Linked DNA regions of Homo sapiens: region 1 is linked to region 2. A link is an interaction called in ENCODE POLR2A ChIA-PET data of the cell type or tissue named here. Cell type or tissue: B cell. All regions are shown on one strand. Each heading gives the region's core, and the rest is flanking DNA. Links, peaks and the distances in the headings are about the cores only. Region 1 overlaps RIN2 (Ras and Rab interactor 2). Region 2 has its middle 6.8 kb from the start of RIN2.

The links. ChIA-PET counts read pairs that join two places held together with the same protein. Peaks named below come from ENCODE experiments on the same cell type or tissue, not always from the same donor. Only the 100,000 strongest peaks of a DNase experiment are listed, where the experiment ranks them.
Region 1: POLR2A ChIA-PET joins it to region 2 with 10 read pairs; 5 of 35 experiments call an interaction of 5 or more read pairs at or near these places.

The regions. Positions count from the first base shown.
Region 1 is chr20:19,809,549-19,812,460 of GRCh38, reverse strand. All of the region lies in intron 2 of RIN2 (Ras and Rab interactor 2), which reads right to left. It also overlaps the pseudogene LOC100421663. Among named protein-coding and RNA genes, the nearest start is that of RIN2, 53 kb to the right of the region's middle. In B cell, for the core only: no CTCF peak of the experiment used is centred there; no DNase peak of the experiment used is centred there.
Region 2 is chr20:19,750,003-19,752,914 of GRCh38, reverse strand. No RefSeq gene overlaps it. Among named protein-coding and RNA genes, the nearest start is that of RIN2, 6.8 kb to the left of the region's middle. In B cell, for the core only: no CTCF peak of the experiment used is centred there; a DNase peak (open chromatin) is centred at 1,684.

The DNA.
Region 1 (2,912 bases), core at 115-2,614, 60 kb before region 2:
AGTCTGTAGGGAAAGGCTAAAACCACAATAAGATGCCACAACACATCTATCAGAATGGCTGAAATAGAAAAGAGTGATATTACCAACTGTCAATGAGGACTCAGAGAACTGGAAGCACCATACATAGTTGATGGGAACATAAAATGGTACAGTCTCTTCGGAAAACAGTTGGGTAGTTTCTTAAAGAAATAAACATAAACTTAACACATCACCCAGAAATTCCACTCATAGGTATTTACTCAAGAGAAGTGAAAATATGTGTCTACATAAAGACTTGTATGTGGGTGTTCACAATAGCATGATTTATAACAATAAAATTAAAAACAGTCCAAATGTAGAATGGATAAACAAAGTGTGATAAATCCATGCAATGAAATACTATTCAGTGGTAAAAAAAAAGAACAAGCTATTGATACCTGCTACAACGTGGATGACTTTAATAACACTATGTTGAGTGGGAGTAGTCAGGCACAAAAGACCATATATGGTATAGTTCCACTTATGTAAAGTTTCTGGAAAGCTGTATAAATTTACTAAAACACTACACTGGTACACTTAAAATAGGTAAATTTTGTGGTATTTAAATTATACCCAAACAAAGCTTTTTTTTTTTAAAATGGGAGCATATTCTAAATATTGTTTGTACTGTGCTTTTTTCTACTCAAAACTATAACTCAAAGAGAGTTTCATATTAGCACAGGAGATGGCCCTCATTTTTTAGTGGTTATAATGGTTCGCTGTATGATTGTGTCCAAATTTAAGTAACTCAAATAGCCATGAACGAAAAGATCTCATTTCTCCATTCAGACCAAAGACCTTGTAGGCATACAGTTTCTGCGTTCAGTTTTAAAAGCTACAAATTAGTTCCTTGCCTCAAAATCTCTTAAGCACCCTGTGATGGATGCTCATGGTGCCTCCCTTGTCCCCTCCACACCCACTGTTCCCATCCATGCCAAGGGTTTCCCACTGCAGGTACCCGTGAGTCTCTTCCTGAAGTCTCTCTGGTGACAGGAGCATACTTGAATCACGCATGGGTGGCCAGAAGTGCCAGGAAGTTACTGCCTTTTGGAGCAGTCCTCACCAATGATGGAAGGAAGTTGTGGATAAACACCCCAGCTCCCTTACTCTGTGGGTAAAACCACTCGCAGGTGAGGTCTCCAGCACCTCGCAGAGCTCCTAGCGCCACTGAGCCCCCGTTGCCAATGGTGGCATCTGATCTTTAACACTCGTTCTTTCCCTTCTCTCTCCCATTTCCCTACCCCTCCTCCATCCTTCTGGAATCACTCACCAAATAAATTACTGCATCTAAATCCTTGTCTCAGGGGGACCAAAATAAACCACCACCAAGAAGCGACAGTTACTAATTGGTTTATACATCTGGTACTTTCCGCTTTATCCTTGTGCATTTTTTTTTTATATTAAACAATCGTTATTTGAAAAACAGTACCTTGGCCGGGCACGGTGGTTCACGCCTGTAATCCCAGCACTTTGGGAGGCCGAGGCGGGCGGATCACGAGGTCAGGAGATCGAGACAATCCTGGCTAACACGGTGAAACCCTGTCTCTACTAAAAAAAAAAAAAACACACACACACACAAAATTTAGCCGGGCATGGTGGTGGGTGCCTGTAGTCCCAGCTACTTGGGAGGCTGAGGCGGGAGAATGGCGTGAACCCGGGAGGCAGAGCTTGCAGTGAGCCGAGATCACGCCACTGCACTCTAGCCTGGGCGAGACAGAACAAGACTCCGTCTCAAAAAAAAAAAAAAAAAAAAAAAAAAGTACCTTATAATCTTAACATGATCAAACTTCAATAAGAGCAATTTCAGCATCAATAAGCTGTAGCTAAACTAACGAGAGAGCAATCAAAAGTGCTTTAAAGGGAGCAGCACCGGCTGATGTTCTGCCGAGGCTCTGGGCATTCAGAACTTGGCTAAAGGGAAAACAGAATCAAATCGGTAGGTGCTCTGGACCCAAGCGCTCACATTGTGACCCACCTCCCTCCTGGGGGCCCTGGCAGCCCATGGTACTCTTGGCACTTCTTTTTTCATTTCTTTGAGACAGAGTCTCACTCTGTCACCCAGGGTGGAGTGCAGTGGCACAATCTCAGCTCACTGCAACCTCTGCCTCCCAGGTTCAAGTGATTCTCATGCCTCAGCCTCCCAAGTAGCTGGGACTACAGGCATGCACCACCACACCTGGCTTTTTTTTTTTTTTTTTGTATTATTAATAGAGACGGGGTTTTGCCATGTTGGCCAGGCTGGTCTCGAACTCCTGACCTCAAGAAATCCACCTGCCTTGGCCTCCCAAAGTGCTGGCATTACAGGTGTGAGCCACCACGCCTGGCCCCTCTTGGCACTTCTGGGCTCCTGTGGGCTGTGGATGGTGGAGCCCTAGGAGCCAAAGGGCCACTCAGGAAAGGCTGCAACTTGGCCTTGCAGTCAGCCGGCTTCTGCCTGCTGTAGTCATTTTCTTTCTGCAGCACCTGGAGTTCTATCTCAGTGGTCGCAGCGGCCATCTAGCTTTCCTGGGCTGTTCTCTTGTGGCAGAGGATCTCCCTCTGAAAACTGGAAGTGTCTTTCTTCAATTTCTGGGCCAGGTCTTGGGCCATCTTCTTGTAGTGGTTGTGGGTTGTGACATGTGGTTCATGTATGTGTGCACCTTGTGAAGTCTCTGCTCAAGGTCCAGGCAGTAGGCGTCCTCCTCTGTGGACTCCCATGAGGCCCCATCATGTGTTCTCGGTGGAGATCAGGCAGAACAGGAAGCGTCGGCTGTAGCTTCGGGAGCTCCCTCTCCAGCTGTGCCCTTGCACCCTGCAGAGAGGCCTGCTCGCTGATCAGACTTTGGACTTGTGCTGTGAGTTCTTTATGCCTTTGATTTCTTCCCACAATTGCGTGTCTGCTTCTCCAGTCTCCC
Region 2 (2,912 bases), core at 132-2,631:
CGTGCTATCCCCAAACTGCCATTCTTAACTCTTGAAGTAAATAATCTTTGCTGGCAGGGCTATGCTGAATCTCCTTAGGCACTCTCTAATCAGATGTCCTGAGTCGTCCCAATTCTTAGACCTTTTATACCTGTTTTTCTCCTTCTCTTATTCCATTTAGTTTTTCAATTCATACAAAACCATATCCAGGCCATCACCAATAATTCTACACAACAAATGTTTCTTCTAACAACCCCACAATATCACCCCTTACCACAAAATCTTCCTTCAGCTTAATCTCTCCCACTCTAGGTTCCCACGCCACCCCTAATCCCGCTCGAAGCAGCCCTGAGAAACATCGCCCATTCTCTCTCCACACCAACCCCCACAAATTTTCACCGCCCCAAGACTTCAACACTATTTTGTTTTATTTTTCTTATTAATATAAGAAGGCAGGAATGTCAGGCCTCTGAGCCCAAGCCAAGCCATCGCATCCCCTGTGACTTGCACGTATACATCCACGTGGCCTGAAGTAACTGAAGATCCACAAAAGAAGTAAACATAGCCTTAACTGATGACATTCCACCATTGTGATTTGTTCCCGCCCCACCCTAACTAATCAATGTACTTTGTAATCTCCCCCACCCTTAAGAAGGTTCTTTGTAATTCTCCCCACCCTTGAGAATGTACTTTGTGAGATCCACCCCGCCCACAAAACATTGCTCTTAACTTCACTGCCTAACCCAAAACCTATAAGAACTAATAATAATCCACCACTCTTTGCTGACTCTCTTTTTGGACTCAGCCCACCTGCACCCAGGTGAAATAAACAGCCATGTTGCTCACACAAAGCCTGTTTGGTGGTCTCTTCACACAGACGCGCATGAAAGTGTGGTCAGAGTAGTCCTCAGGGAAGGTGGGATTTGAGCCGTAAGGGTTTGAGCAGAGGATAACCTGATCTGTTATTGCTGAGAGCTCAGTCTAATGCTGTTTGGAGAGCCCACTGTCCGGGCAGAGGTGGAAATAAGCGAGGAGGCGATTGAAATAGTTCAGGCTAGAGATGGTGGCTGGTAGCAGGCTCAGAGCAGGGGTGGTGGAGAGAGGTAGTTGGATTCTTAATTATTTTGAAGGTTGAGCTGACAGCAATTCCTAAGAGGTTGGATACATGGGCAAAAGGGAGAAGTGGACAGACAGGTAGACCTGGCCCCATGTCCCTCTCTCTTCTCTTCCTTTTTCAGCTGCAGAGGGACCCGGTTTTATAGATAAAGGGTGCCAGGTAAGTGCTGAAGACACCCGGCCTCTGCTCCTTTCTTCCTGTCAAGTTTTCCTTTCTCCCCTTCCACCCACTCTCTTGAAAACATGCTTCCTCTGCCCACATTGCTCCATGCATGGATGGTCCTAGAATCTCAGTCTTTTCCAGAACTTGGGGGCCATTTTGCTCTGCCCTTCCCCAGGAAAACATCTTTTACCATAGAAATGAATTCGGGGGTTATTTATTCAAAAGTGTTTATTGAGTACCTACTATGCGCCAAGCACTGTCATAGGCACTGGAGCTACAGCAGTGAGCTAAACAGAAAAATCCCCTTGTTCTCTCTGAACTCACAATCTAATCGGGAGGGAGAGGCAATAAACCAGACAAACAAGGTGAATGTGTGGTAGTCAAGCCACAGTATTCAAGCTAAACCAGGAAGAGGAAGAGAGAGTGCTGGGGAGGCTGCACTTATAACAGAGATACTCATCAAAGAAAACCCGTGAGGACACATGGACTTATCTCATTTTTGGCAGATTTGACCTCCCATCTGAGGGTCCCAAGAGACTCAAGTGGCCGCTTCAGTCAGCTGCAGAGAGCACAAGTGCTCATGGGGCACTTTTGCAGGCTTGGGGACCAGCTAGCCAAGAAAATGTCATTTCTAATGAAGTTATTTCCCCTTTAAAGTAAACCAAGCACTGTTGGTTCTGGAAGCATTGCCCAGAGCTGGCAACTCAGCAATTTGTTTCTCTCCTCTCCTCTCCTCTCTGCTGAGCAGAACAGGTAGAAGTGAGTGTCATGTGTAAATGATTTGAAAAGTGCAATTTTTTACTCTGGACCCTGCGCTATAAAATCATCATCATAATCATTATGGCAATTCTTTTTTGTTGGTGGCTGCTGATACTGGGTAACATTACCCTGCTCAAGCACCATAGCATAGCTACCCCAGAAGACAGTAGAGAATATCAGAAGATACTTAACTATTTCCATGTATTAGAAATTACCTAAACAGTGCTTATATAACTGCATCTCCCTCTCCAAAGATATGGTTCACAAGAGAGAGGAGTTTCTAAGAAGGAAGGGACATTGAAAAAGATACATTCTTTCTACTTTTTAACTTATATCTTTGTTTCAGAATCTCAAAGAAAGGAGTCAGTGATTATCCCTGGAGTGTGGGATTACTGGGCCCTTAACATTTTTTTTTTCTTTTGGAGACAGTCTTTCTCAGTCACCCAGGCTGGAGTGCAGTGGTACAATTTTGGCTCATTGCAACATCCACCACCCAGGCTTAAGTGATCCTCTTACCTCAGCCTCCCAAGTAGCTGGGACTACAGGCGAGCACCAACATGCCTGGCTAATTTTTGTATTTTTTGTAGAGACGGGGTTTCACCATATTGCCCAGGCTGGTCTCAAAATCCTGGGCTCGAGTAATCCGCCTCCCTTGACCTCCCACAGTGTTGGGATTACAGGCATGAGCCACTGTGCCTGGCATGGGCCCTTAACTTTTCAAGTTGCATGTTTATGAATTATTTAAATATTTAAAATATTATATGAATCCTTAGTTAATCTGAAGAAAAAGCATTACCGGAAAGGGATCCCGATCCAGGTCCCAAGAGAGGGCTCTTGGCTGTCATGCAAGAAAAAATTGGAGGCAAATCCATAGAGTAAAGTAAAAGCAAAGTTT